Linked DNA regions of Homo sapiens: region 1 is linked to region 2. A link is a loop called in an ENCODE intact Hi-C map of the cell type or tissue named here. Cell type or tissue: PC-3. All regions are shown on one strand. Each heading gives the region's core, and the rest is flanking DNA. Links, peaks and the distances in the headings are about the cores only.

Region 1 (16,000 bases), core at 3,174-11,173, 480 kb before region 2:
AGATTCTGAATGTTAGACTTTTGTTGGATGCATGAATTGTGAATATCTTCTTTCATTCTGCAGATTATCTGTTTACTCTATCAGTAGTATCTTTGGCTGTGCTGAAGCTCTTTAGTTTAATTAGGTTCTGCTTGTAATTTTTGTTTTTGTTGCACTTCCTTTTGGGGACATAGCCAAACATTCTTTGACAAAGCCAAAGTTGAGAAGGGCATTAACTAGTTTTTCTTCTGTGATGTTTATGGTTTGAGGTCTTACATTTAAATCTTTACTTTATATCGAGTTAATTTTTGTATACGGTGAAAGGTGAGGGTCTAGTTTCATCCTTCTGCATATGGCTAGCCAGTTATTCCAGCACCATTTATTGAATAGGGAGTCCTTTCCCCATTCCTTGTTTTTGTCAGCTTCATCCAAGACCAAGTGGTTGTATGTGGGTTTATTTCTGGGTTCACTATTCTCTTCCACTGGTGTCTATATCTGTTTTTATGCCAGTACCATGTTGTTTTGGTTACTGCAGCTCTGTAGTATAATTTAAAGTCAGGTAATGTGATTTCTTCAGTTTTGTATTTTGCTCAGGATGGCTTTTGCTATTCTGGAACATTTTTGGTTACATATAAATTTTATTTTTTTTTCCCTTTTTGCAAATTATGTAATTGGTATTTTGATAGAAATAGTGTTTAACCTGTAGATTGCTTTGGGTAGTATTGATTTTTTTTTTTTTTTTTTTTTTTGACAGTTGGCAGAGCTAGCTGAGGTTTTATTTTGTAAAAAAACAAAAAACCAATTGAATTGTTATGTAGCTGGAGGCATGGGCAAGGGGGGTACCCCAGGCAGGAACTCCCCCAACGGGTGGGCTGAAGTCCAGGGCTGAGCCTTAGGTGGGTCTTCTCTTCCCTGTGCTCCCCTACACAGCAGCCTCCCTCCCGGGCTCTGGGGCAGCCAGCCGCAGGAGGGATAGTCTGGGAGGGGCTGCCATTGCTGTTCACTTGGGGAGGACGTCAGAGGACTCAGACACCAGCTTCCCATCGAGGGTCTCCATCTTCTTCACAACCATGGCCCTGGTGGAGCTGGTGCGGTTGAAGGAGATGAAGCCCGCCCAAGAGTCAAAGCTGGAGCCCAGGACGTAGCTGAGGCCGGGGCTTGTGAGGCCCCCATAGGTCGAGCTCAGCCCATCTGCCTAGCCGCTGGTGGTCTTCGTATGGGTACTTATGTTCTGCATCCCACACTCCAGCCAGCTCTCCTTGCCCTCCAGCAGCTTCCTGTAGGAGGCGATCTGGACGTCCAGGGCCAGCCTGAAGTTTATCAGCTCCTGGTACTCCTGCAGCTGCCTCGCTGCGTCCTGCTTGGCCTGCTACACGGCGGCCTCCAGCTCGGACAGCTTGGTGTTGGCATTGTTAAGGGCCAGCTCCCCATGCTGCTCGAAATCTGCCGTGGCAGCCTCCGGGGAAGCCCTCTGGCCTTTGAGGCCCTCAGTCTCAGCCTGGAGCCCGCTGATGTTCCTGTTCATCTTGGAGATCTCAGTCTTTGTATGCTGCAGGTCATCCCTGTGCTTCTCTGCCAGCATCTGCAGATCCTCATACTTGATCTGGTGCATGCTCTCAGCCTCAGCCCGGCTGCAGTTGGCAAGCTCCTCGTACTGCCCCTTGACTTCAGCAATGATGCCGTCCATGTCTGGGGGAGGCTGTTGTCAATGGATAGCACCACCGATGTGTCTGAGATCTGAGACTGCAGCTCCCAGATCTCCTCTTCAGACAGCTGCCTGAGGAAGCTGATCTCATCAGTCAGCCGTTCCAGGTGAGACTCTATCTCCACTTTGTTCGTGTAAGCTTCATCCACATCCTTCTCGATGAGGACAAATTCATTCTCCATCTTTGTAAGCTTATTGATCTCATCCTGGTACTTGTTCTTGAAGTCCTCCACCAGCCCCTGCATGTTGCCAAGCCCTGCCTTCAGCTTCAGCTTCTCCTGGCCCAGTCTCCAACTGCTGCCGAAGGTTGATGTAGCTGTTGAACATGTTGTCCATGTTGCTCCGAGGCATCTTCTGTGCTGCAGGCTCCACTTAGTCTCCAGCATCTTGTTCTGCTGCTCCTTGTTGATGAAGGAGGCAAACTTGTTGTTGAGGGTCTTGATCTGCTTCTTCTCCTGGGTGCGCATGGCCTGGATGTTGGGGTCCACCTCCAGGTTAAGAGGGCTCAGCAGGCTCTGGTTGACGGTGACAGTGGTGATGCTTCCCATACCACAGGACCTGCCATAGCCTCTGCCCAGGCCACCCGGGAAGCTGCTGCTGACCACTCGGGAGAAGCTCGAGGAGCTGATGCAGGCACCGGACTCACTCTTGTAGGAGCAGCTGCTGAAGGCCCGGGGGCCGGAGGTGGACACCTTGTAGGACTTCTGGGTCACCCTCATGGACATGGTGGAGGCAGGAGTGGAGGCAGGCAGGCTGAACCAGGCATAGATTCCAGAAGGAGAGGAGAAGCTGCTTCTTGGTCAGTACTGTCATTTTAATAATATTGATTCTTCTAATCAATGAACATAGAAGATTTTCTGATTATTTGTGTTGTATCTGCGTTTTACAGTTCTCCTTGTAGAGCTCTTTTATCTCCTTGGTTAGATGTATTCCTAGGTATTTCTTTTTTTTTCTAGTTATTGCAAATAAAATTTTATTCTTCATTTGGCTTTGAGAATTGACATTAGTGGTGCATAGAAATTCTACTAATTTTTGTACATTGATTTAGTGTCCTGAAGCTGTACTAAAACTGTTGATCAGTCCTAGGAGCCTTTTGGCAGGGTCTTTGGGGTTTTATAGGTACAGAATCATTTTATCAGCAAAGAGAGACAGTTTGACTTCTTATTTGGATGCCTTGCATTTTTTTTTTCTTGCTTGATTACTCTGGCTAGGAATTACAGTGCTATGTTGAATAGAATTGGTGTGAGTAGGCATCCTTGTTCCATTTCTTAAGGAGAATGGTTCCAGCTTTTGCACATTCAGTGTGATGTTGGTGATGGGTTTGTTACAGATGACTGTTACTGTCTGGCTTTTATTATTTTGAGGTGTGTTCCTTCAATTCCTAGTTTGTTGAGGGTTTTTATCATGAAGAGATGTTAGATTTTATAAAAATACTTTTCTGTGTCTATTGAGATGATCATATGGCTTTTGCTTTTAATTCTGTTTATGTAGTGAATCAAATTTATTGACTTGCTTTATGGTGAATGAGACTTGCATCCCAGGAATAAAGCCTACTTGATTCTGGTGTATTAACTTTCTGATGTGCTGCTGGATTTACATCCATTGTTTTGTTGTGTTTGCTAGTGTTTTGTTTATGATTTTTGCATTTATGTTTATAAGTGATGCTGGCCTGAAGTTTTTTTGTTTTTGTTGGTGTATCTTTGCCAGATTTTAGCATCAGGATGTTGCTGGTTTTGTAGAATGAGTTAGGGAGAAGTCTCCTCTCCAGTTTTTTTGGAATGAGTTCAGTAGGACTGATACCAATTCTTCCTTGTACATCTGGTAGAACTTAACTATGAATCCATCTGGTACTAGGCTTTTTTTGGTTGGTAAGTTTTTAAATACTAATCCAATTTCAGATCTTGTTACTGGTCTGTTCAGGTTTTCACTTTATTCCTGGTTCAATCTTGGGAGATTGTGTTTCTAGGACTTTATCCATTTACTCTAGATTTTCTAATTTGTGTGCATAGAGGTGTTTATAATGGTCTCTAAGAATCTTTTGTCTTTCTGTGAGATCAGTTGTAATGTCATCTTTGTCATTTCTATTGTGCCTATTTGGATTTCTTTTTCTTTGTTAATCTAGCTAGTGGTCTATCAGTCTTGTTTATTCTTCAAACCAACTCTTTATTTTTATTCAGAAAACCAACTCTTGGTTTCATTGGGCTTTTATATAGACTTTTTGCATCTCAGTTTCACTCAGTTCTGTTCTGATTTTAGTTAATTTTTTTTCTTCTTCTAGCGGGAGTTTGTTCTTTTTTTTCTGGTTCCTTTAGGTGCAAAGTTAGATTGTTAATTTGAGATATTTCTAACTTCTTGAAGAAGGTGTTTAGCACTATAAAATTTCCTCTTAACTGCTTTGGCTGCATCTCTAAGATGTTTGTTTGTTGAGTTACTATTTTTATTAATGACAAAAAATTTTTAAATGTCTGCCTTCAATGTTCACACAAGAATTATTCAGGAGCAAGTTGTTTAACTTCCATGTATTTGTGTGGTTTTGAGAGATCTGCTTAATATTGATTTCTATTTTTATTTCACTGTGGTTCGAAAGTGAGCTTTATATGATTTTATTTTTTTGAATTTATTGAGATTTGCTTTATGAGAGAGCATGTGGTTGATCTTAGCATATGTTCTATGTGCAGATGAGAGAAATGTATGTTATGTGATTTTTGGGTGGAGTGTTCTGTAGATGTCTATTAGGTCTAATTGATGAAGTATTGAGCTTAGGTCCAGAGTTTAGTTTTCTGCCTTGGTGGTCTATATAATGCTGTCAGTGGGTTGTTGAAATCTCCCACTGTTATTGTGTGGTTTTCTCAGTCTTTTTTTAGGCCATGAGGAACTCGTTTTGTGAATATGAGTGCTCCAATGTTGGGTGCATTCATATTTAGGATAGTTAAGTCTTCTTGTTGGATTGTACATTTTATCGTTATGAGATACCATTCTTTGTCCTTAATTTTTATTAGATTAATATCTGTTTTATCTAGTATAAAAATAGTGACTCCTGCTCTTTTTTTGCTTTCCATTTGCATGGTATGTCTTTTTTCATCCTTTTACTTCGAGCCTGTGGGTATCGTTACATTTGAGATGGATCTCTTGAAGATAGCAGATGATTAGAACTTGTCTTTTTTATATAGTATGCCACTCTATAACTTTTAATTGGGGGGATTTAGCCCATTTACAATCAGGGTTAGTATTAATATGTGAGATTTTTCTCCTATCATCATGTTGTTAGCTCTTTTTTATGCAGGCTTGGCTGTGTGATTGCTTCATAGTACCCGTGGGCTATGTCCTTAAGTGTGTTTTTGTGGTAGCAGGAATCATTTTTCTTTCCCTTCTTACTTTTTTGTTGTTGTTGTTATTGAGACAGAATCTCACTCTGTCACCTAGGCTGGCGTGATCGCGGCTCACGGCAACTTCCGCCTCCTGGGTTCAAGCGATTTTCCTGCCTCAGCCTCCTGAGTAGCTGGGATTACAGGTGCACACAACCATGCCTGGGTAATTTTTGTATTTTTAGTAGAGACGGGGTTTCACCATGTTGGTCAGGTTGGTCTCAAACTCCTGACTTCATGATCCGCCGGCCTCGGCCTCCCAAAGTGCTGGAACTACAGGCATGAGCCATCGCGCCTGGCCAGGAGTCATTTTTCTATTCCACGTTTAGCATACCCTTAAGGACCTATTGTAAGGCTGGTCTGGTCAAAACAAATTCAGCATTTGATGATCTGAGACAGATTTTATTTCTTCTTTACTCTGAAGCTTATTTTGGCAGGATATAAAATCTTTGTTGGAATTTCTTTTCTTTAGGCATGCCGAAAATAGGTCCCCATGGCCGGGCGTTGGTGGCTCACGCCTGTAATCCCAGCACTTTGGAGGCTGAGGCGGGCGGATCACGAGGTCAGGAGATTAAGACCATCCTGGCTAACATGGTGAAACCCTGTCTCTACTAAAAAATACAAAAAATTAGCCAGGCCTGGTGGCAGGCGCCTGTAGTCCCAGCTACTCGGGAGGCTGAGGCAGGAGAATGGCGTGAACCCAGGAGGCAGAGCTTGCAGTGAGGCTAGATTGTGCCAGTGCACTCCAGCCTGGGCGACAGAGCGAGACTCCGTCAAAAACAACAACAACAAAAAAAAAACACAAGAAAATAGGTCCCCAATCTCTCTGGCTTGTAAGGTTTCTGCTACAGGTCTGCTGCTACCCTGATGGAGTTCCCTGTCCCTTCTCTCTTGCTGCCTTTAAGATTTTTCTTTTGCATTGACCTTGATGAAACTAATGACTTAGTGCCTTGGGGATGGTCATCTTGTAGAGTATCTAGCAGGGTTTTCCTGTATTTTTGTTTTGTTTTTTTGGATTTGCATGTCAATCTCTCTAGCAAGATTAGGAAAATTTCTGTGGACTATACCCTCAAACATATTTTCCAAGTTGTTATGTTCTTTCTTTTTCTCTCAGGAAAGCCAGTGAGTGATAGATTTGGTCTATTTACATAATCCTGTATTTCTCAGATGTTTTGTTCATTTAAGAAAAAAATCCTTTTTCTATAATTTTGACTGACTGACTTGATTCAAAGAACCAGTCTTTGAGCTCTGAAATTCATTCCTCAGCTTGCTCTACTCTGTTAATACTTCTGACTGTATCATGAAATTCTTGTAGTGAAATTTTCAGTTCTAGAAGTTTAGTTTGGCTTATTCTTCATATGGTTATGTTGTCTTTTAGCTCTCAAAACATTGCACTGGATTTCTTGGATTGGGTTTCCACTTTCTTCTGAATATTACTGAGCTTCCTTGCCACCCAGATTCTGAATTATATGTCATTTCAGTTATTTCAGACTGGTTATGAACCATTGTTGGGAAGCTAGTGGACTCATTTGCAGGTATGGGGACACCAGCTTCTTGAATTACCAGAGTTCTTACACAGATTCTTTCTCTTCTTAGAGTGCTAGTGCTCTTTTAACTCTGGTGTAAGTTGAGTATAGTCAGTTGACTTTATTTCTGGATGTTTTTGGCAGGCTGAGGCTCTGGGTAGAGTCTTAATTTGTGGCCACATTTTTGCCTTTGGTTTCACAGTAGGGTATATTAGCAACGTATTTTTATTGTTGTAGTTTGGGCGTTGATTCACTAGATGGTGCTTAAAAGTCATTGCTTGTAATTAGGCTTTTACTCAGCTGGATGGCTTTTTTATATTTCCTGGTGTTTGCAGCCCTATTCTGTGGTGTGTTGTGGAGAGAGGTGACCCTCTCATGAGGTTGACTCTTGGGCCTTGGGGGTGTCCCTGTATTTGTTCGTTTTTATGCTGCTGATACAGACATATTCGACACTGGGTAATTATAAAGGAAAAGAGGTTTAATGGACTCACAGTTCTATGTGGCTGGGGAGGCCTAACAATCATGACAGAAGGCAAAAGGCGCATCTTATATCTCAGCAGGCAAAAGAGAATGAGAGGCAAGCAAAAGGGGAAACCCCTTATGAAACCGTCAGCTCTCTTGAGACTTATTCATCACCACAAGCACAATGTGGGGGAAACTGCCCCCATGGTTCAATTATCTCCCACTGGGTCCCTCCCACAACATGTGGGAATTATGGGAGCTACAATTCAAGATGAGATTTGGGTAGGGACACAGCCAGAATGTATCAGCCCCATTTGATCACTAGCACTACACCTGCATTTCTTTTCTTAGGTGTTCCAAGCCATGGGGTTCCTGTGGGCAGAGGCCACAGCAGGGAGATAGACCATACTTTTTCCAGGCCAGCCCTGTGGAAGGAGGCACACCCTACTCCCATGGCTCCCCATGAGCGCATGTGACTCACCCCTCTCAGTTCTCTGAGAGAGTGGGCTCCTCTCCTGCTTGAGTACTGCCCAGGGATCTCTGCTCAGCACTCACAAGATACACACTGCTGCCCTGGGATAATCTCAGGCATTTTGTCCGCTCCCCAGCTTGGGGGCAGCAGGGGCAAGGATTGTGGTAGCAGCAATGGCAGAGAACCTGTCAGTTGCCTCTGGTGGCTCCATCCCAGAGAAATATAGAGCCATGGTCAATTGGAGTGATTAGCTGCATCTCCTCTCTTTGAGAGCAGTATGCACTAGCTGCAATTGCTTCCTTGATGAATCCCTATGTGGCTGTTTGGATGATCCACTAGAAGAACTAGTGTTTGCTCACTATTCTGTCTCTTCTGTGAGAGCAGTGTATACCAGCTGCTTCTAGTCAACCATCGTGGTGCTTCTCAAATAATATTTTTGAAAATAAAAGTATATGGGTAATTTTGTCAAGAAGTGAAAAAAGAAAACATATATAAACATTGTTCACAAACAGCGATCTTGAGATTTACAAACATTCAAAATGAAAATTTCTGAAAATGTAATTTATATTGAATTTAGGTTTCCACGTTAAACGGAAACATTTGTGGTTACTTCTTTATCTCATTAGTAAAAATTTTATTTCTGTAAGAATTAAGTCTAATACGACTGAGAAAAATTAAATTATACATTATTTTACCCAAAAGATAAATATTATGTGTACTCTATGACTCAGTAATTCTATTTCTAACATATCTTGAGAAATTCTTTCACTTGTGTGCTAATAAATCTCTATAAGAATATTTGTAGCATTGTTGTTTGTATTTGTTAAAAACTGGAAACAATCAAAATATCAATCAATGGTGAGAGTAAATGAGAAACAATGGAATAGCATAGAACAATAAAAATGAGTGAATTCCATAAATCAATATGAATATTTCCTCCCAATTTAAGATGAGGTATAATTCCATTTATATACATTTAAAAATCAGGCTACATTTAAAAGTACTATTTAGGAATATGTATATTTTGCAAAACTGTGGTAAGAGAAAAAGCATGAAACTGATGTATACAAACTCAGAAAAGTACAAACATTTTCAGGTAGGGGAGATAATGTAATCAGGATGGTACACTAAGAAGAATTTTAAAATGTTTATTTCTTTTTTATTTTATGAGCTTAGATATTTCACAAGTAAATAAAATTTTTATTTTGAAAACATGATTAGATATATTATTTGGTATATATATTATATTGTTGTTATATCTGTTAAGTATAATATATAAGCACTCCTCTGTATATCTGCTATATTTATAAATTTTTAAAGGGAAGAAAAATATATTAAAGAATTTTTCTTATGAAGCTTTATCACTAAATAGCTGCAAGTTATTTAGATACTTGTGTATATTTCTTTTATTTACAAAATAAATGCACTAGAATTGAGTAATTTATTTATTAATTCTTTTTTTGTTGTTATAAGTATTAGGCATTTTCTATATTCCAAGCAATATGCTACCTTAAAGGCATGTAAAGATACAAGCTATGGCCTTTGCCATTAAACAGGCATTCTAGCACAGCAGCTGATGATGGCTCCTAGTTCTAAATTTATTTGCAGATAACAGTCAGTTGAATTCATTCCCCTCATCATGACAAAGGAAAGAATTTGGCAGGGACTCTGAGCTGGGTCTTTAACCTGGCAGACATTCACAGAAAGTTAAAGTGGATAGATAGAAGGAGATGACATATATGCAGAGGGAGTAAAAAGAACAAAAGTTTCTGGTTTGACATCACTGACATAAAATAAGGTAATAATCATACATATGAAATCATATTCTCACCTTGGGTAACAATAACATAATGATGTTTGGACTCGTAAGCATCATATTCTCTTTCAATGTATATACAAATTTTCAAAGCTTTAATAGGAAATGCAAGCACACTGAGAATGTATAAACTGGTAATGCTAAGGTTGAGTTGGTAGTTTATGATATTGCAGGGAAACAAAATCTATGTCTAATGTTCATGATTGCATTTGGACTTGCAAACTCTGTATTGTTTCTATTAGAGAGGTAAACTGCTTTGAATGCTTTATGGAGAACTTTAGAATTTATTCTCAAGTGATAAATTTTGCTTTTCTATTCTAAATTTTGAAATAAAAATTGTTTACCAGGTTTCTAAATTGAGTTCCCGAATTTTACACAAGTTTATAATGTATGTATCAGAAATCTTCTAGCAGAATAAAAAAATCAATCTAACTGAAACATAAATAGATGTGGATGTTGCCAACATTTGTTTGAAAATTTACATGCCAACTTTTGGTAAACTGAATTTAGTGATCCATTTTCAGAGTTTGAAAGGGATGCTTTGCTCCATAGAAGTATGGCTAAGCAACTTTACAATAAAAACTATCTGTGCTTCTGAACAGGCTTGGTTTAGGTTTGAAGGAAAGAAAACAGACACACACACACACACACACATACACACACATACAAAAATATGATTTGTGTTTTGAAATATTAAAACACTTAAAATATTAAGTTTAGGTCTGACCTTTCTATTTTTCCCCTTTCTCCCCAGTGCTCTAGGTGTGCCTTTAGTTATGGAAGCTAAAATTAACTGACATATTTTCCTTTAGTTTGGCCCCATATGTGTCTACTGAGTTGGCTTATGTCTGAGCTAATTGACAAGAGTGGCAATGTAAATGTTATGCAAATTAATCCCCTCTGGGACTCCTGTTTCTAAGTCCAATTGATGCCTATGCAAACACAGTACTTTGTAATATTTCAAGTCATTTAATTTTGCGGTTTATGTAGACATTCAGTGTTATTGACAATAATACAGAGGCCTGCTATGCTATTTATCTCTGACATTCTTTGCTTTAAACACATCACCATGGCTGATAAGTTTGAAGCACCTGAAATGAAAGCAGATAATGTTGTGATGATAAAATTAAGTCAAGGAAAATTTAAAGCTGTGCTAATAGAATTTCCCAACACACACACACACTCTCTCACACACACAAATACACACACACACACATCAAGATATGTAAAAATGTTCTCTGAAGGTATAACATAATCAGAAATAGAAATTCCCAGTGTCCATGACTGTTCAGATTCAAATGTTTATTTTTAAAATGTGACTATATTCAAGTTGGTTTATTTACATATTATATATTTTACCTCCCTATGATTTAGCCTTTGCAAGTACCTTAATGAAAATTTAGGACTCATCAATCTATTTCCAGAAGAATGCTTTGAAGATGTTAATGATCACTTGTTTTACTTCACAGGCTCTTATTTAAGATGATTGTCACATGTTGCCATTTCACATTGGAAGGCATTTTGTAAGGTTAATTTACAAGATGTCTCTTTCTCATTATTTTCATCTTTATTTGTCATATATAGTAAAATGAATCCATTTTAAGTATAGTGTTTATTGAGTTTTGACATATATAGGCATACCTGTGTAAATATCATAATAAAAAATATTCTATAATACAATAAAGTTCCCTCATACTGCTTTGCAGTCAATCTCCCAATATATCCTTACCCTCAGTCAAGCATTGACTTTCCTTCTGTCCATATAAATTATTTTTGCCTATTCTAGAATTTCATATGAATGGAACTATACAAATTTTAATCTAGGGGCTCTTTCATATTGGCTTTATTTTTTCACTAAACATGTTTTGAGATTCGACACTGGTTTATTTATCAGCAGTTTGTCCAATCTAGTTAATTTTTAAATTTCAGATATTGTATTTTTTATCCTTAGCAATTCTATTTTTATGCCTTTCATTAATCTTGTTATTATGCTTATATTTTTCTTTACATTTTAAAGAATATATGTAATGGCATATTTAAAGTTCTTGATTGCTCATTCCATCATCTCTTTCATTTCTAACACTTCAGATTAAATGTTTATTTTTTCCCCGAGTTATGGGAGATATTTTTGTGCTTTTTCACACACTGATTAATTTTTGATTGTATGATTGACATTGTGATTATTGCATTGCCTTGTGTTCTGATTATGTTGTCTTTCTTTAAACAGTGTTCTGTTTGATAGGCAGTAAATATACTATTGAATTGGATTTTCCTTTCACAGCTTAATTTTAATCTTTGGGAACATCTCAGTAACCTTTACTCCAGGGCTAGTTTAGCTGTACTACCAAGATGGAGTTACCCAACATCAGTAATTTTCACATTGTACCTAAATATCTCTTTGTTGTAGGAGGCTGTTTTGTGCATTGCATTTACTGATATTTAGTGACATCTCTATCCTCTATCCATAAGTTGCCAGTAGTACACCCTATAATTGTGAAAACCAAAATTGTCTCTAACATCCCTAAAGGGCAATATTACCTCTAATTGAAAATCTCTGTACTCGGAGGTTTCTACTAAATGTATCACACATTCAATGAAAACTCTACTCTGACCAGTTCAAAAGTGTGAACTCTCAAGATTTTTTATCTCTCATTTCTCCAGTAGTTTGTCTTTCTTCTAGAACTGTTTCTTGCCAATCCTTGTAATATTCTACCTTGTAAGTGTGCGGTTTAGTATTTGGCCAAAACACTTAAGGAAATTCATATACATGTTTCTGGAGCTCTTTTTCTACATAGCTCATTTATCTCTCACCATCTGTTCCAAAAATCCCCGTCACATCAATCTCCCCAAACTCTAAAGTCTTTTTCCTCAACCCTATGTGACTAGTATACCATTCATGTGATTCTCTGTTGACTGCAGGTAGAAAGCCAGAGAGATCATAGAGTTAACCTCTCTTATTTTTCTCCTGTAAGGATCATAGTCCTATACTGCATGTTGTACAATTTCTGAAAGAGTGGTTTTACATAGTTTGTTCCATTTTCTCTTGTTTGTATCAGGAGATCAAGTTCAGTTAGAGTTATCTTTTGATGGCCAGAGTAGAAACAGACTAGCAAAAACTCTAGACTGCTGGGTAATGTTTGAGCACACTTCTACCCTCATGAGTTGAGTTGAATCTTCACCTATAAACAAATGTGTTTGTTCCCAAACATGTTTATGCAGCAGGTATTTGTTAATGTAACCTCAGATTTTAATTATATAAAGTATTATAAAAATTGGTTTTTATGAAATCCAAGTTACATGTTTTTGAAGTTTAGATAAAAATAAGTATTAGTGACTAAAAGAAATATTATTGTTTCATTATAGGCAAAATAATTGTCAAAGAATGGGAAAATGTAAAGAGACTAGATGACTTTAAGTCATGTTTCCTTACAAATAGCTTCTATACCAAATTTAAAATTATAATTAACGACATTTTACTGTTTTTTATTCTATAAACACTAAGTGAAACTGCAGTTAGATTTCTAAAAGAAAAACTTTTTCCTATATTAAAATGTCTAAAAGAAACCATATATTTACAAATTATAATTAAAATAATGTTATTGTCAAAGACCAGCAGAGCAAGATGGCCAAACAGAACCCAGCAATTGTTCCCCGCACAGGAACACCAAACTGTACAAGTATCAATACAAGAAAGCACCTTCTTAAGAAGCATAAATCAGGTAAGCAATCACAGTACTTGGTTTTGGCATCATGTCATGAAAAGAGGCACTTAAGAAGGTTGAAAAGACAGTCTTTAATTGTCTACACCACCACTCCCCATCTCCTGGGAGTACAGCATGGCTTATAATGAGAATCTCTGTGTGTGAGGTAGAGCAAAGTGCCTGTGGGACTTTGCATTGGAACGAAGTGCTGCTCTGTCACAGTGGAAAGTAATGCCAGGCAGAATTCAGCCAGTGGCCATGGAGGGAGCATCATGACCAGTTCTAGCCAGAGGGACATTGTCCATCCCAGTGGTCAGAACCTGAGTTCCAGCTAGCCCCACCACCATGGGCTATAGTGCTCTGGGGCCTTAAACTTTAAAGACAACCCAGGCCACAGGGACTGTAATTTCTGAGCAAGTCTTGGTGCTGTCTTGAGCTCAGAGCCAGTGAACTTGGGGTGCATGTGACCCAGTGAAACACCAGCTGGGAAGGCAAAAGAGTGCTTGCATTACCCCTTCACTAACCCAAGGCAGTGCAGCTTATAGCTCTGGGAGAGACTCCTTCTTCTACTTGAGAAGATGAGAGGGGAGAATAAAGAGAACTTTGTCATCCACCTTAGATACTGACTCAGCCACAGTAAAATAAAGCGCCAAGCAGAGTCTTAAAGTCCCCATTCCAGGCCATAGCTCCAAGATGACATGTTTAGACCCACGTTGGCCAGAAGGAAACCCGTTGCCCTGAAGGGAAGTAGTCCTGGCAGAATTCATGACCTGCTGACTAAAGAGACCTTGGGCTTTGAATAAACATCAGCAGTAGCCAGGCAGCAGCCACCATGGGACTTAGGAAAGACCCAACACTATATTGGCTTCAAGTATGACCCAGCACATTTCCAGCTATGGTAGCCATGGGGAGACACTGTTTCTGCTTGAGTAAAGGAGATGGAAGAGTAAAAAGGACTTTGTCTTGCAACTTTGGTACCAGCTCAGTCACAGAAAAAAGAAAAAAAAAAAGCACCCAGCAGATTCTCAAAGTTCTCAATCCTAGACATTAGCTCCTGGTTGGCATGTCTAGACCAGTACTGGGCCAGAAGGGTACCCACTCCCTCAAAAAGAGAGACCAAGTCCTGACAGGATTCATCACCACTGACTGAAGTGCCTTAGGGGCTTGAATAAACATCAGTGATAGCCAGGAAATAGTTGTCATAGGCCTTAGGCAAGACCCAGTATTCTCCTGGCTTCAGATGTGATCCAGCACAGTCCAAGAGGTGGTGACCATGGGAGTGGTTGCTACACCCCTCCACCAACTCCAGGCAGCTCAGCATGGACAGAGAGATTCTATTTCTTTAGGGGGAAAGTAAGGGAAGAGAACAAGAGACTCTGCCTGGTAATCTAGAGAATGCTTCTAGATCTTACCCAAGATAACCAAGGTGGTACCTTGGTCTGCCAGAGTCACAGTGTTACTAGGCTTGTGTGGCCCCTAATGCACATACAGCTGTAGTTACCAAAGACTTATATCACAACACTCAATTTCCTTTGAATATGTGGAAAGCCTTCTCAAGAAGGATAGGTACAAACAAGCCAAGACTGCAAAGATTACAATAGATACCTAACTCTTCAATGCCCAGTCACCAACAAACATCCACAAGTATTAAGACCATTAAGGAAAACATGACATCATCAAACAAACTAAATAAGCCACCAGGGACCAACTCTGGAGTGACAGAGATATGTTACCTTCCAGACAGATAATTCAAAATAACTGCTTAGAAAAACCTCAGTGAAATTTAAAGTAACATAGAGATGGAATTCAGAATCTATCAATTAAATTTAACAAGGAGATTGAAATAATTAAAACCAATCAAGTAGAAATTCTGGAGATAGAAACTTTAATGAACAAACTGAATAATGTATCATAGTCTCTCAACAGCAGCGTTCATCAAACTGACGAAAGAATTCATGAACTTGAAGACAAGCTATGTGGAAATACACAGAGGAGTTAAAAGAAAAAAGAATGAAAATGAAGAAGCATATCTACCAGATGTGGAAAATAGCTTCAAAAGGGCAAATCTAAGGGTTATTAGCCTTAAAGAGGAGGTAGAGAGAGAGATTAGGGTAGAAAATATATTAAAAAGGATAATAACAGAATTTTCCAAACTTAAAGAGAGATTTCAATATTCAAGTATAAGAAAGCAATAGAACAACAAGTAGATTTAACCCAATAAGACTACTTCAAACGTTTGATAATCAGACTCCTAAAGCTCAATGGTAAAAAAAAGGATCCTAAACCAGCAAAAGAAAATAAAAGTAAAAAAAAGAAATAAACATGTAAAGGAGCTTCAACATATCTGGCAGCAAATTTCTTCAGGGAAGCCTTACAGGCCAGGAGACAGTGGCATAGCATGACATATTTAAAGTCCTGAAGAAAAAATATTTCATCCTAGGATGTTATATCCAGTGAAAATATCCTTCGAACATGAAGAAAAAATAAAGACTTTTTCAGACGAACAAAAACTGAAGAATTTCATGAATACCAGACCTACCTTATGAGAAATGAAAAAGAGAGTTCTTCAAGCTGAAAGAAAAGAATGTTAATAAGAGATAAGAAATCATCTGAAGGCAGACAACTCACTAGTTACAGTAAGTACACAGACAAATACAGATTATTGCACAGTATAATTGTGGTGTGTGAACTCTGCATATCTTGAGTAGGAAGACTAAAAGATAAACTTACCAAAAGTAATAACTACAACTTTTATGGTAATAAACTGTATAATAAATAGAAACAAGAAAAAGTCAAGAGTTGGGAGGAAGAAGTTAAAGTGTAGAATTTCTGTCAGTTTTCTCTTTGCTTGTTTGTTTGTACAATCCACATTAAGCTATTATCAGTTTAAAATAATGGGTTATAGGATGTTGTTTGCAAACCTCATGGTAATTTCAAATCAAAAAACCTACAACAGATGTAAAAAAAATAGAAA
Region 2 (16,000 bases), core at 2,721-10,720:
GGAAGAAGAAAGTGTCCATATGAATCCTATAAGTCTTAAAATTATATTTATTCTATTGCTCTCATTGCTATTGAGTTTCAGAATGCATTGTGCTATGAATCGTATTTCCATATAATCCAGTAGAAATTGAGTTTTACTGCTTATATTTTAAATAATTAAACATATTAAAATATTGACATAGATAAGTTTTACAACGAAATGTCTGTAAGGAATAAGGAATATAATCAATGTATTACAGATTTAAAGTGTTTTGGTTGAGGTCACTAGAGTCCAACCCTGAGCTAAATCTATTTTATTAACTAACGGCAAAATATTGATTTAAACTCCAAGAAAAGCTGAAGGGATAAGAGTTACGTAATGCTGAGATCAATTTAGTTACTCGCAAATCACATGGTACCAAAAAGAATATTTTTAAAGAAACCTGAGAGATAAAGAATTTTAATAAAAGATGAATTGTCTTAATTAACTTCAAAGAAGTGTGGTAAGCAAAACTTCTATCACATATTCTCTGTCCAAAAGAGAGATAATTATGAGAACAAACTATTTGTTAAACAATATTTTGGGTAATTTATATTTATTAACTCTGAATTCTTACAACATCCCTATGCATTTGCATATTTTGTAGGGGGAAAAATATAGCAAAAAACAAGCCTTTCGTGTTCATCCTGTAGGCAATCTCACTGTAGATTCTTTGCAACTACTCTACACTGCCCCTAGGTTGTTCAAATTTATGGGAGTTTGGTGCCAGGAGGAACACCAAGGTCTAAGCTCTCATATTTTTGGCAGATTTTTTTTGTCATACATTTTTCACTTTCCAATGGGCAAAAACTATAAGACATTTTTGGCAATGCAATTCCTGTATATTACCTCTATATTTCAATATTTTTATGATGTATGATTCGAGGCATTTTAAAAAGCATTATTAAATGGTATTACTCTAATTCAGTTTGAGGCACAGTGATATTTTTCATAGCATCTCTGGGAAACATCATGTGCTTATTAGAAGGGAAATATTCTGACATCAATACCTTTAGGCAGTTTGGTTGAAAGAGAAATGCATTTGAATATGATTCTCATAATATAGACAATCATAGCTGCATTTCAAGTTCAGAAAGAGGGAACAGCTTTACTCCTAAATAAAAACAGATATTATGTCAGAAGGTTTTAAAATCCATGCTCTTCAAAAGCTATAATATTCAGAAGCCTAGAAAAATAATCTGATATAATCCAAATAAACACCCCTGTCTGTCACATAACCTTTAATTATGATATGGCAACTGTAATTTCACCTAATTAGAAAAGGTGAACCCAATTTTGAATTGCAAATTATATCTTTTATGAAAGCTTTTATGAAATTAAGCCATCCTTAGACTGACAGACTCAGTCAGTATGGTTTGAGGTGCCCTATGATGTGACATTTTTGATAAATCAGTGAGCCATCCCAAAACGCTTCTAGATGGAACCAGTCACTGGTTTTGATGCTAGTAGGTACAGCTTTCCAATTAAGACTTGCGGTATAATGTATGAGGGTTGGCACTCTAACCCCCTCCAATCTCCCTGAACTCCTGTTTTCTCATTTGTAAATGGGGATAAAAATACCAACATTTTAATGAAATTATAAGAGCTAAACAAGAATCATAGGAAAATACTCTGATAGGCACTCAAATCATTTTAACTGAATTTAGTTGCAATTAATTTAGGATTGTATGCTTTTGATGATACACAATTCTACTTAGAGTAAGGGAAATCTTTATTAAGAGTAAAAGCCTAGACTATTTTTTAGTTTTACAATTAGTTTTACAGAAATTAAACTTTCACTTTCACTGGTTGATTATGTAATTTTACTCAATAAAAATAAATTGAACAAAAAGGATTAGAAGTTTTAAATCCCTAAGATTTTTAAAATGACTAGCCTAATGAATTTTGGTTGAACAAAATATTATTTAAAATGTAGATGTGAATAAAAATTCCAATGTTCTATTGAGAGTAGCAACTAACAGACATTTTTGTGAACGAATTTATTATGAAATTACACAGATTAGAGGAAAAGTTTTAAGATCCTTTATACTAAAGGCACAGTCCAGGCTTCAGATTTCAGTCATTTCAAACCTTATCAAAAACTAACATTGTCCTAAAATTGAAATTATTCATTTAAAAATAGGCATCCTAATCAAACCTTCAAAGTGTCTGAATGACAACAAGAAAAAAGATCATTGTATTAAAAGAGCAAACACAAAAATATATATTGAATTTTTTTCTCTAAAGTTTAAAAACACAACCCAAAAGAGTTTTTTGTGTTTACTAGTCTATAGATAATTTCAAAAAGTTATTAATGCAAAGCTTCTTAGATTTTAATATGCCTAAATAACATTGAGAAGTGAACCTTACTACTAGGTCTTATCTTAATAATGTATTATTTTATAGTTCTGTTATCTGGTGAAAATAAATGAAACAAAACACCAGCATGACAGCAAGCACAGATATTCTATTGCTAAGTTTTCTACCAGTGCTCCCAGAGAATAGAAGGTAGACCTGAAGAAAAAACACTTTTAGTAAAGGTGAGAGTCTTTCAGCAGAATTTAGAGTGTTATTTTTCAAATATAATTTCAAGAGAATTTGTATAAACTTCTCCCCACTATTGAGAATGGCATTCTGCAGAAAATTCATCAGCATATATTGTGCAAGGAGAATTATGGGCAGTAAAATGTTCAAAGAGTGTTACAACTTTTAATTTTCGATTTCACATGAGTTTGGACAATGGCTGGAAGAAAAAAATATATACAGTTCATTCAGTCTATAGTAAAGATAGAAAGGTTTAAAGGTTGAAACTTGAGGAACTAGCAAAAGATCTTGTGAACTTTAAAAATATATGTAGAATATTCCATAAAGTGATGAAACCGTTCTTGACAGGAATAGCACAAGCACTCGTCTCACAACTCCTGGATAAAGATTGAGCTATGTTCTTTAGGCAAGGAGTTGTAATATACATGGGAACATGTTTCAATAATGACTATCATGTATGAATTGGTACTGTTCATTCTAAATATTTATCATTAAACTTAAGCACTAAGCAAAGTCAGTCATTTTTAAGATTTTATTAACTACAGAATGAGGGTTTATATAAGATCCACTAGAATATAGACAAATGAAAATGTTTTACAATAGGTCAAAACGGAAGCAAAATTTCACCTTCCCATGTTAATCCAAGGTCAAGAATAGGTGAAAACATTAAACTTCACCTAACTTATAAATTCCCATTAAAATAATTCTCATTAAAAGTAAAAAGAAGTTGGTTTGACAGTTTTAATCATTAATAAATTAACCAAACACTTTAGTATCATGTTAATATATAGCAACAACTACTCAAATATTAATAGGTTTTGAGCTGACAACCTTGGAGTATTTCATTTTTGCTAATAATGGTAAATAGTATTTTTGTGCTATTGTAAAGAACTGGCAGGTAGGAATCATATCTTTGTACATATTAAAATATCAATAATTAGGTTTCTGTTTTTATTTAGTCACTACTTCATTTTAGTCCACTGAGCTGAAATTACTTGCATAGGGGTTACCGAGGTCTGACAGCTATGTTGGGGAGCACCTACAGTCAAGAAAAAGAACCTAATAGAACTTTCTTGTGAGGGCTGCCAATGAATTTTTTTCTGAGGATGATACGCTTTCTTTCTCTTTTCCTTTTTTTTTTTTGTTTTTGAGACCGAGTCTCATTCTGTTGCCAGCCTGGGCTGGAGTACAATGGCGCGATCTTGGCTCACTGCAATCTCTGCCTCCCGGGTTCAAGAGATTCTCCTGCCTCAGCCTCCAGAGTAGCTGGGATTACAGGTGTCTGCCACCATGTCCGGCTAATTTTTGTATTTTTAGTAGACACGAGGTTTCACCATGTTGGCCAGGCTGGTCTCGAACTCTGACCTCAGGTGATCCACCCGCCTTGGCTTCCCAAAGTGCTAGGATTACAGGTCTGAGCCATCGCGCCTGGCCAATACACTTTCTATATAATGTACTCTTTTCTCATTTTTTTTTTTTTTGCTGTGAGTACGCTGCACATTTTCTTTCACATAAAATGAATCACGCATTCATGAAAGCCAAAAACAGGTGCACCTTTCTATCCTACAGCTAACTTACAGTTTTTAATTACTTTGCAACCCTTGAACATATTCTTTTTTGGAAATATGTGACTGGATCTTTCTGACATTAACAACTGGCAGGAAAATAAATTCAGGTTTTTCTTTATTCCCTGTATTTGCCTATATTAAACAAGGAAATAAAGCAAGTAAAATAATGTGAAAAGCAGAAGCACACTCACAAAGATTTACCATATCTCTGATGGCTTATTACTTTATATTAAACCATAAAGACCTTAGGAAAATGTATTTTATGTGTCTTTTAGTGCAATCACATTCATTGCCAAAATTAATGCTCTTGCACCAGACTGCCTGGGTTCAAATCTTGCCTCTATTATTTATTATCTGTGTCTACTGGAGCAAATTACTTCCTTTCTTTGATCCTTTAGACTTCTGAGTTTATAACATGGGAATAATAATATCTATCTAGTAGAGTTTTGTGATGTGTACATGAATACAAAAATATTGTTAGATCTGTTTCTGATACATAGCATATTTTCAATAAATATGAACAACTATTATTATGTGACTTGGATCTCTCAAACAGATTGGAAGCTACTTTATGACAGTGGTAAGGAATATATCTATTACTAGTCTGGTACTCTTGGTATCTCCCAAAGACACTAAATATTTCATGACAACAATGGTATTGGCAACAGTAACGACATTGTTACTTGGTCATACATATATTAATAATAATCATCTTAAATATAAATAGAAGTGTTAGTCAAACTTTGAAGCCTTGAATGACATGATTAATGCATTTAGTTGGGGAAAATGAACAGTGAATGCACACAAAATGAAATGATAAGAAGTGAAAAAATAAGGAAACAGAAATGAGAAAGATATTTAAAAAGGGAAAGAAAGACCAATAGTAGAAAATGGCTGGTATTTTTCTCATTGATGCCTCCCCAGCTCAGAATAACCAAGAATAAATACAAATTATCCAGTCAGACACACAGGAATGAATTATAAATAGTACAGTGATATTCATCCTGAAATATCTGTTTCCTGAAAGAAGTAGTTGCATTTGACTCTTATTACATATAAGTTCATGACTTTGAAAAAAAGCTAACTGTTTTTCTATAGTTGTGTTTGTTGTGTTAACATTAATTTTTAAAAACCTTCTTAGGGAACAGTGGGTCAAATACTAAAGAAATTTGAAAGCTCTATCTTTAATTTGTCCCATTCATCTTTAAGTAATTTTAAGAAGTCTCAACCTAGTAATTTTTTGTTTGAATAAATCCATGGTGGAAATAGATGAACTGTTTTCATGCCTAAAGTATTCAATATCATTACCATTCAAAATATTTTTGAGCGCCTACCATATCAGAGCCATATTAGAAGTGAGAGTGGTATAAAGAGACATGATACAGTCCTATCAATAAGGGGATAATACAGATTGTACCTGGAATGTAATAAATAACACAGATCAGCAAATGCTAGGTATGAATGATAAAAACTGAACTTTTTATAAGAGTTCTACAAGCAGAGTAGAAGCAATACTGTTGTTACTGCTGAAAGTTTTCTTTAGAAAGGCTTTTCAACAAGTATATACCTTTCATCAAGTATATTTGTTTCTGTCACAACAGTATTACCAGTCTACAAATGGGAAGTGATGGAATCAAATGATTATGAGAAGTAAACTATAAATGTTTATGATTTCTGCTCTGCTCAGGTGATGAATCAGCACAGTAATATTTTCAGCCCTGAGTTTTAGCCCAGGTTTTGCAGCTAAGCTAAAGCAGTTTCCAATACAATTTTATAGCAATATAGAATTTCTTTCAAATAACAGTGACTATCCTCCAAAGTTAATCTAAAATGTTCAGCCAGTTTACCTCTTGTTGAGACAAAAGCAGTTGCATACACTTTTGAGGATATAGGCTTCAATACTGTTCCTTAATGAAAGTGAAATTATCCAGGAACATCTAACGTGATGTGACATGGTTGATATGAGTATATTTAGGAGACATATGAAGAAAACGAGGGGGTTACGATCTCTAGAAAGAAAGAAAATATGTGTCTCAAGCTATATATTTGCCATATAAAACAATCCCACACTTAGATTTCAAGCAAAATATTACACAATACCAGAGTAGGAAATACAAATGTTATAATGCTACCTTTATATTTTCTAAAATCCCAAATTGCTAAGAAAAACAATGAATACCAAAGATTTTGCAATAATCTTACAAATATAAGCAAATCATGGTCATCACCAGGAAATTAGATGCAATCAAACGATATGTCAATTGTGGTTCTTTTTTCTCATCATGACTTAGTCCTCAAATCAAATTTCATGAATAACTCGGGAGTCTGATTTAATACAATCATGAATTCTAACATTGAGGACATTAAAGTATGTCTGTTGTCTAGCCCGTGCTTTACCCAGACTAATAAAACAAGGGTGCTTAGCCATCTTTACTCATACTTTCTTGTTGTTTTTCAGTAGACTGCTTTATGTGCCATATTAGAAACAAAAGCTTGAAAAATGTCAAACCATTTCTTTCCTTGCATGGAAGTAGAAACATCAGATATATTTGAACTAAATAAAATAGTTTCATTTTGCTTAGACTTCCTTTGGTAACTAATTCAACTATAAATAGATTAAAAGTAACATAAAAATTTGAATAAAGTAGAAATAAATATATAGTTATTACATTAACTAGGGTGCAGGTAGAATACAAAAACCATCCCAGTGAATGTAAGAAATATAATTTAATACAAATAATTATTAACTAGAGATTGAAGAATTCAGAAGACAAATTGGGAACAACACCACGGGGTCAGTGAGGTAACATCTGCAGGGAGCAGCACTAGCCATGGAAGAGTTCTAAATTACTAGAACTTAGTGACTTGGAGCAGGGCTTCTCTGGAGCTGAAATTCAGACCTCTGACTGGCGTTGCTAAGATCAGAGGAGGTGCCCTATGGGTCTGGCATACGGACCTATGAGAAGCATACATCAGTCAGCTGGTTCTGGTGTCTCTGACAGGCTTCAAATCTGGTTTAGTAAGTACTGGGGAAAACGTAGTGTGGAATCAACTGTCACTGTAAAGAAATGTTGGCGGGTGTTATTGACAGGACCAGAAAGCAAGTAGGAAGCATATAATGACAGCAAAGCCTTCTTCCTGCTGCTGTATAGTTTCTTTCTAGTGCCCTCTATTGGCAGATCCTGATAGGAAGATAACCTGTTAAAACAGAAATGAGGTTTACTGAGTCTCAGATTCAGAACCATATGAAAGCTTTTAAAAGGATGACCTTGAAGCTGAAAAGCAGAGGATATTGTGACCAAATTTATGCCAATATTCAACAACTTAGATGAAATGGGAAAATTCATCGAATGACACAAACTACCACAATTCACTTAAAATAAAACACACACACACATAACAGATAATCTGAGAGCCGATTATGAAATGAAGGAATTGAATTTGTAGCCTAAAATGTTTTCAAAAAGAAAATTCCAGAGCCATATAACTTTACTGGTGGATTTACCAAACATTTAAAGAATAAATGATACCACTTCTACATAATCTCTTCCAGAAAATTAAACATAAGGAAATTTCTTCTCAGCACATTCTAGAAGGTCACCATCACCTTTATACCAAAATAAGGAAAAGACTTTACATGAAAATTTCAGGATAATATCTATCATGAACATAGACAAAAATGTTCTTAACAAAGTGTTAGCAAATCAAATTCAACAAAGATAAGATAAAAACAGATAAAATAGGCCGGGTGTGGTGGCTCACGCCTGTAATCCCAGCACTTTGGGAAGCCAAGGCAGGCAGATCACCTGAAGTCAGGAGTTTGAAACCAGCCTGGCCAACATGGCAAAACCCTGTCTCTCCTAAATATAGAAAAATTAGCCAGGCGTGGTGGCGGGCACCTGTAATCCCAGCTACTTGGGAAGCTGAAGCAGGAGAATCGCTTGAACCCTGGATGTGGAGGTTGCAGTGAGCTGAGATCGCACCACTGCACTCTAGCCTGGGCACGAAGAGTGAGACTCTGTCTCAAAAAAAAAAAAAAGAAAAGATAAAATATGATGACTAAGTGGGTATTAGCTCAGGAATGCAAGCAGATTTAACATTCAGAAGCAAATTAATTTAATTCACTTTATTTACCAACTGAAAAGGAATACCCACAAGATAATCTCAATAGGCAGAGATTGAAAATCTAACATTCATTCCCATTCAAAACTCTCAGCAAATCAGGAACAGCAGGGAACTTTCTTTGCCCAGTGAAGGACATCTACAAAACCCATATAGCTAACATCATATTAATTCATGGGAAACTTAATATGGGAGAATTATTTACTGCTAAAATTAGGAAGAAGGCAAAGATGTCCACTCTTACCAATTATTTTTACATTGGGCTGGAGGTTCTAGCCAGTGCCATAAGCAAAGAAAAAGGAAATAAAAGTTACCCAGTTTGAAAGGAAGAAGCAAAATATTGTTTTTCACAGATGACATTTTTCTATGTAGAAAATTAAATGAGTTATATGAAAATAAAAGCCATGGGAACTAATATGTGAGTTTACCAAGTTTGACAGATACAAGATAAATATATACATAAGTGAATTTCATTTCTATGTACTAACAATGAAAAAATTCAAATTAGAATTAAGAAAGTCGTATATTATGTTAAAAATATGAAATAGGCATAAATAAGATAGAATAAATGAAAAACTTATACATTGAAAATTACAGAACATGGCTGAGAGAAATGAAAGAACACCTAAATAAATGGAGAAATATAGCTTGTTCATTGGTTGGGAGAACTCAATATGGTTAAGGCGTCAATTCTCAAATTGATCCATAGCTTCAATGCCACCCTAATTAATGTTCTCACACACCTTTTTGTAGAAGTTGATAAGCTGATTCTAAAATTAATATAGTAGTATAAAGAATAGCCAAAACAACTTCAGAAAGAACAAAGTTGGAAGACCAAGAAAGTTTAATTTGAAGACTTATTTTAAAACCACAATTACCCAGAATATGAGATTGACATAAAAATCAACAAATAAATCAAGGGGACAAAATAGAGATCTAAAAATAAACCAACTCATACATTGACAACTGATTTTTGACAAAAGGGCAAAAGTAATTCAATGAAAAAATAAGAGTTGTTTCATTCAGTGGATATTAATATTTAAAAAAAAATTAACTAACTTTGATACATTGCTCTTACCACCAAGAAAAAAAAAAATCAAAATAGGTCATGGACCTAAATGTAAAACCCCAAATTATAAAACTTCAATAAGCAAACAGAGGAAAAGTTGTTTTGATTTTTATGTAGGCAAAAATTTCATGGCTACATCACCAAAATATGATATTTGAAAGAAATGTCTGAAAAATTGGACTATATAAAATTGTAACATTTTGATCTTCTGAAGACACTGTTTAGAAAATGAAAAAGCCCAAAGACTGATAAATAATGTTTGCAAATTACATATCTGATAATGGACTTTTATCCAAAATATATAAAGAACTGTTAAAGTTTAATTATAAGCAAACTGATTATAGGAATGGAAAAAAATATTTGACTGGAGACTTCATCAAAGAGACTTCTTGTACAGGAGAAACCATTTTGATTTTTGGAGAAAAATAAATACAGAAAGGTGGATACCTGACATTAAAACACTGCAAGTCTCCAAAGAAAATGTGTAAGAAAAATATGAGTTGTGCAAAACAGGTCAAATGAAAAGTACTTTTTCAATCATGCAGTAAAAATGCTAAAATATTTTTACTAAATTGAAAAATCACCATGGCATATACACTATATTAGTTCAGAGAGTTTTTTTCCAGTTTGCAAGCCATTAGAGTATATCTTATTTATACATGTTGAACTGTACATGAACTTTCCAAAGTCATTGTTACACTGAGCTCATAGTTCTCTTTCAGGAAAAGATAAAATGTCCTAATTTTCCTCTCAAGTTTTCCGAAAGAATTCCATGAAGTGTCAAGATAACCTCATCTGTAAGTGTATTGTTGATTTTGGGTGCTCTACGTTTTCTCAATATTTCTGCTTATCTCTAGATCTGAATCACATGGAGGCAGATTTACTATTTCCATCTAAAATTCTAGAATCCTCCCCTCTTAACAGTGGCTGTTTTATGTTGTTCAGTATAGTTTTTCTAGCCACAACACCTATGTCTGCAAAATAATTGATTACCAACAAATACAAGTTTATTGGATGAATAAATCCTCTTCCATTTACATCTCGCAATTTTATTTTCATCTATACATTTTGCAGTAGGAATTCAATTTGACCAATAGTTGTATTCCAAAAGATTTTTCTGTACTTTACTATTGAAAGCTGGAGTTTCTACTAGAAATAGATCAGGATCTAAGAACTAACAACTTGACTCCATGGGTCTTAGAAGTTATGTTAGCTCTTTTAGGCTGAAAAGTAGGTATCTATCCAAAGACAATCACTAGAATAGTATGAAGCTATGACAACAGTGAGTCAAAAGTTTGAATCAAATCTTTTGTATGATTTGGATTTTTTAAATAATTTTTTCTATGTATTTTGACCTTTGTTTTCACTTTACAAATACCTAAGAATTTGGAAAATACTAGCTTACCAAAGAGAGAGAACACTAAGATTAGAGTGAATCCCAATGGATTAGCTGTCAGCTTTTGTACCTGAAGGAGTATTTTCTAATGAACAAGAGCAGGGTGATATGCATATGTGATTTAAAAACCTTTCTTATCAAAGCCCCAGGACCCCACAGATTCTAAGCTCTTATAACTACTGAGATGAAATATTAGGGGGAGTGGCTCTGTATCTATTCAATCATAAAGCACCCACACCACCAAATGATTTCAGGATTGGAAACTATTACATGACACAGTTGGTCTTCTTGTCTTTTCTCCCCCAGGCATCTTCTTTTACACTATCTCTAGATAGCTTTCAGAAAACAATATAATTTCATCACATTTTATCAAGTTTTACAAATTTCACCATATTTTAGGGATATAATAGATATACAAATAAAAGGTACATATTTAGGTTATATATTTAAGTTTTGAAACATGTATATTGCCAGAAAACCATCAGCACAATCAAAATTGTGAACAAATACATAACTCCCAAATGTTACTTCTTGGCCCTTTGTAATTCCAACCTTGTCCCTCCCTGCTTCCCAGGCAACTATTGATTTGCTTTCTGTCACTGTAAATTAGTTTCCGTATGTGCATGTATGTTATATAAATATTACATATTTAGTTGCATTTTATATAAATGTCATTATAGAGTATTTACTCTTTTTAATCTGGCTTCTTTCAGTTATGACAACTAATAGAGATTCATATAAGTGAATTTATCAATGGTTCATTTATTTTTATTGTTCAGTAGATTCCATTATATTCATATGCCCAAAGTTTTTTTATTTATTAACCTGTTGACTTTTTCTTTTCTAAATTCTGGCTAACACAAAGAAAGCTGCTATAAATTTTGTATACAAGCATTTGTTAAAACATAATGTTTCTTTTCTTAAAAGTTAAATACCTAGGATTAGAATGGCTATATTATACAGCAGGTTTACATTTAACTATTTAAGAAACTGCCACACTGTTTTTTGTATCATTATATGAATAACACTTTGTATAAATAATTGTACAATGTATATTCCTACCAGGAATATTTGAGAGATCCAGTTCCTCTAGATATTCGTCAATAAGCATAGTCAGTCATTGTTTTTCTCCATTCTTCTTCTTTTTTTTTTTTTTGAGACGGAGTCTTGCTTCTTCACCCAGGCTGGAGTGCAATGGCGTGGTCTCGGCTCACTGCAACTTCTGCCTCCCGGGCTCAAGCAAGTCGGCCTCAGCCTCCCCAGTAGCTGGAATTATAGGCACGTGCCACCACACCCAGCTAATTTTTGTATTTTTAGTAGAGACGGGGTTTCACCATGTTGGTCAGGCTGGCCTCGAACTCCTGACGTCAAGTGATCCACCCGCCTTGGCTTCTCAAAGTGTTGGGATTACAGGCCAGGCGTAAGCCACCGTGCCCGGCGGTTTTCTCTATTCTAACAGGTATGTCGTGAAGTCTAAGTGTGAATTCAATTTGAATTGTCTTAATGATTAGTGATCTTGAGCATTTTTTCCTGGGCTTATTTAAATATATATTCATTAGACTTAAATTTGCAATCCCATACCTATTGACACAAATTTTATTTTATTTCTCACATTAAGATAGAGCCAGATTACCTGAATTATAGGTTTTTTCTCATGCTTTGGCAATAATGCACATAAAAAGAAAGAAATCAATATGAACACAAGCGCTGTGTTCCTTTTTCCATTCTCATTCCTTTTCTTTCCCCAAGCCCATTATGTACATGCTTGGACATACACGTCTTCAATCAGTCTGTAACCAGACTGTCACTTTGAAAGCTCAACTTCTCTCTCCTGCTTTGCAGTGCTATTCACACCCTGCCTAAGTCAATCATAGGAAATCTTGCCATCTGCAACGCAGTAGACCTTATATCTGTCAAAAGAATGAGAAAAAAAAGAAACAGGACTGCACATCTCAGGAAAGACTCAAGTTAAGGTCAAACTCATTCAAAATCACTTGCACTGTCTTTTTATTATACTCCTTTTTGAACATGCAAAGCCAAATGGGTCCAAGAGGGAGAAAAGCTTCCTGTTCACTCCCAAACTGCAACATATTCAGAAGTGGACAAAAATACTTTGCTTTAAAAATTATGCGCTTATAGGAAAAAATTGCAGATAAGAGGAACAATACCTTCATCCCTGTAAAATGAAAACACTTTAAAAAATAGTGCTCAATATCATATATGCATATATATGTAACATATATATGTATACATAGGTATATACTGAAACAATTACTGACAAAGGCAGACATCTGGTAGTGTTGTTTATCTAAAAAAGCATTTAAAAGATTAGTTGCATTTATCAGTAGAGAATTTAAATTAACATTTTATAAAGTGTGCATTTTAGGGATTCACAAAGAATAAAAGTTTTGAAATTTTGATAAAACAACAAACAGTCATTGCTGTTTTTTAAAAAATAAAGTATTATTGAAATTAATGTTTCATTAATCTCCAGTTTTATTGTTTTAAAATGACTTCTTTAAAAGATAGAGTCTAGCTGAATCAAACAGGTCTACAGACTATGCCCTCCAATTCTATTAATAAACAATTTATTATTTTCTGTTAAATATTCTTGTCTCTGTTGTAAATGATACAGAATTTTTATTTGTAAGTCTCACAGGAAAAGTCCATACTACAAGTTTTGCCATCTATATTTGCAATTCCATGTAATATTCTGCAATGTATAAAGTATTATATAACAGACACCATGATACGATTGCCTTTATGCACTTAGCACTTTAAGTAGGTCACTATTCCAGGACAAAACAATTTGAATACAGTTAAGTTAGTATAATAATAATTTTTTATAAATTGAATTGCTTGATCCTATAATCTGTTAGTTTCTAACCTTTTGGGAGGACGATGCACTGCACTGAATATCTGACTACTTGCTCTGGTTCATCTTCACAAGAAAAACCTATGTATCACTGTATTATATACATTGAATGTTAACATAATTTCAGGATATTCATAGAATGAACATAGAGTGCTGAATCTGTGGAATCCAGGTTAACCAGCTCCAAGACTGCACCATCCAGGTGTGTCAGGTAGGCATTGCATAAGGACACCCAGATGTAGTGGTGAAGTCTGTGTGTGTGCGGGGGGGAGGGGGGAAGAGGGGTGATGTAATACAATACCAATGCAATTGCAAGTTATAAATTCTTTGTAAAACCCAAATTTATTCTTTGTAATATTCTACTATTTCTTATTTATCTGACAATGTATTTGTATATTTTTACCCTAGATATACAGTTCTCCACATCTTAAATAAACCTAGACAAATAAGAATTTTCAACCTACGTATTCAACATATTTACTTACCAAATTCAAAAACATTGAAATTATCCTTTTGCATTCCTCTCCTTGTTTACGAATTATTGTAATTAGGACGGATTACATTTATTCATTTCTACATGAACAAATTTTACCCAGTTTCATGTGACTAGGTCCATGAGATACTAGGAAACGGAAATAGAATATAAAAGTAATTACAACTGGGAAAGTTTTGCTTTCATGCTACAGAATATAATTGTCCAGAAATGTAATTTTCTTGCTATTAATAATCGAGAAAACTCCAGTACAACACACAATTTCATGAACAAACTTTTAATCTTTTTTTTAAATGTGACTTATTACTGGGATTTAAAAAATCTCAGTGAATCAGTTTGCCCCCAAATAGTAAATAAAATATCAAATATATGTCAGAAATAAAATGGAAAACAGATTTTAAAAGTTAAAAATAAAGAGCAGAGCACAATTAAAAGGAAATGATAACTGGGATATATAAAAAGTTATTAGAATTAGCATCTACGGCAATAACATTAGTACATCCCCTATTTCCAAAAAGACATCATGGTGCAAAATCTTAGGTAAGATAACAATATAGGAAGGAAGAGCATTTCTCTGTTTCTTCTTGTCTTTTTACTGCCATCATCCTCCCAACTGCAAGTAGCTTTAAAGCTCTATCCTCAATCTTCTATTCTATTTATAAATCACTTTTTAATAGCTATCTGTTGATTTTTCTACCCAGTATCTACTCACTGTATGTTTCTACATATCATCTTAAATATTCTCTGATAAAATATTTCTTCCCCATTCTATCTCTCTAATTGCTCAGAGTAGGACTCTATTTCTAGCTTCAGAAATAGAGCATGTGACCTATGCTCACTCTGGCCACATTTAGTCATTTGGGATAGGCACACAAAACAGTCTGGGCCACTAACGCACTATGGACTTTTATTTATATATTTTTAAATGTAAACATTTAATTTAAAACTAATAATTCACCAATGAATTAATCTCCAATAAGTCTATATTTGGTAAACGTACTTTTTTGTGGTTATAACGTGTGGCTTTTAATATATTCACAGGGCTGTACAACTCTCACCACAATCAATTTTAGAACATTTTCATTACCCCCCAAAGAAACCTCATGCCCTTAACCCATCACCCCTCAACCCCCAGTTGCTCAAGCTCTACACAGTCAATAATCTATTTTCAGTCTTTGTAGATTTGTCTGTTCTGGACGTGTTATATACATAAATAAAGTTTTATTGGAACACATCCACACTCATTTACATATTGTCTATAGCAGCTTTTGCACTACAACAACAGAGTTGAATTGTTGTGACAGAAACCATATGCCTCACAAAGCTTATGTACTTTTAAATTATCTTTTTTGAATATTATGCCCCAAATACACTAACTTATTTTAATCATGTATTTCTTTAAAATAAATCGAAAGGCAAGGGAAAGTTATAAATTGGACTGAATACATAATCCTTTTGTAGTGGATTGATTACAGTCATTTTGCCAATTTGTTCATGCCTCCCTGTATCCTCATTGACTCTGGGGTTGGTCATGTAAATTGCTTCAGCCAAAAAAAATTAGTTTAAGACAGCAGAATTTTATTCTTTTATAAGTTCTGAAGGTCAGGCATATACAATCATTTTTATTTTTCTGGAATCAAGGTTTTGCCAGGGCTGCCACCTCTTCCTGAGGCTCTAAGGGAAATATTGTTCCTTGATTCTTCTAGGTTCTGGCGGCGTCCTGCATTCCTTGACTTATGGCAGTATAATTCCAGTCTCTGCCTTGTCGTCATATCGCTTTCTCCTCTTCTCTGTGAAATCTCCTTCTGCCTCTCTTATTAAGAATTTACAATTTCACTAAGGGCTTATTTGGATAATCTATAGTAACCTCTTATCTAAAGATTTTTAACTTAATCATATGTGCAAAGTCTTTGTC

Evidence for each region. Peaks named below come from ENCODE experiments on the same cell type or tissue, not always from the same donor. Only the 100,000 strongest peaks of a DNase experiment are listed, where the experiment ranks them.
Region 1: it touches region 2 in a loop (15-fold over the local background); 2 of 110 quality-filtered maps call a loop at or near these places.

The regions. Positions count from the first base shown.
Region 1 is chr1:73,091,264-73,107,263 of GRCh38, reverse strand. It overlaps the pseudogene KRT8P21. Among named protein-coding and RNA genes, the nearest start is that of LINC01360, 210 kb to the left of the region's middle. In PC-3, for the core only: a CTCF peak has its summit at 6,859; no DNase peak of the experiment used is centred there.
Region 2 is chr1:72,614,694-72,630,693 of GRCh38, reverse strand. All of the region lies in intron 3 of LOC105378797 (a long non-coding RNA gene), which reads right to left. Among named protein-coding and RNA genes, the nearest start is that of LINC02796, 140 kb to the left of the region's middle. In PC-3, for the core only: CTCF peaks have their summits at 7,094 and 7,300 (motif pointing left); a DNase peak (open chromatin) is centred at 7,263; H3K4me3 peaks cover 372 bases.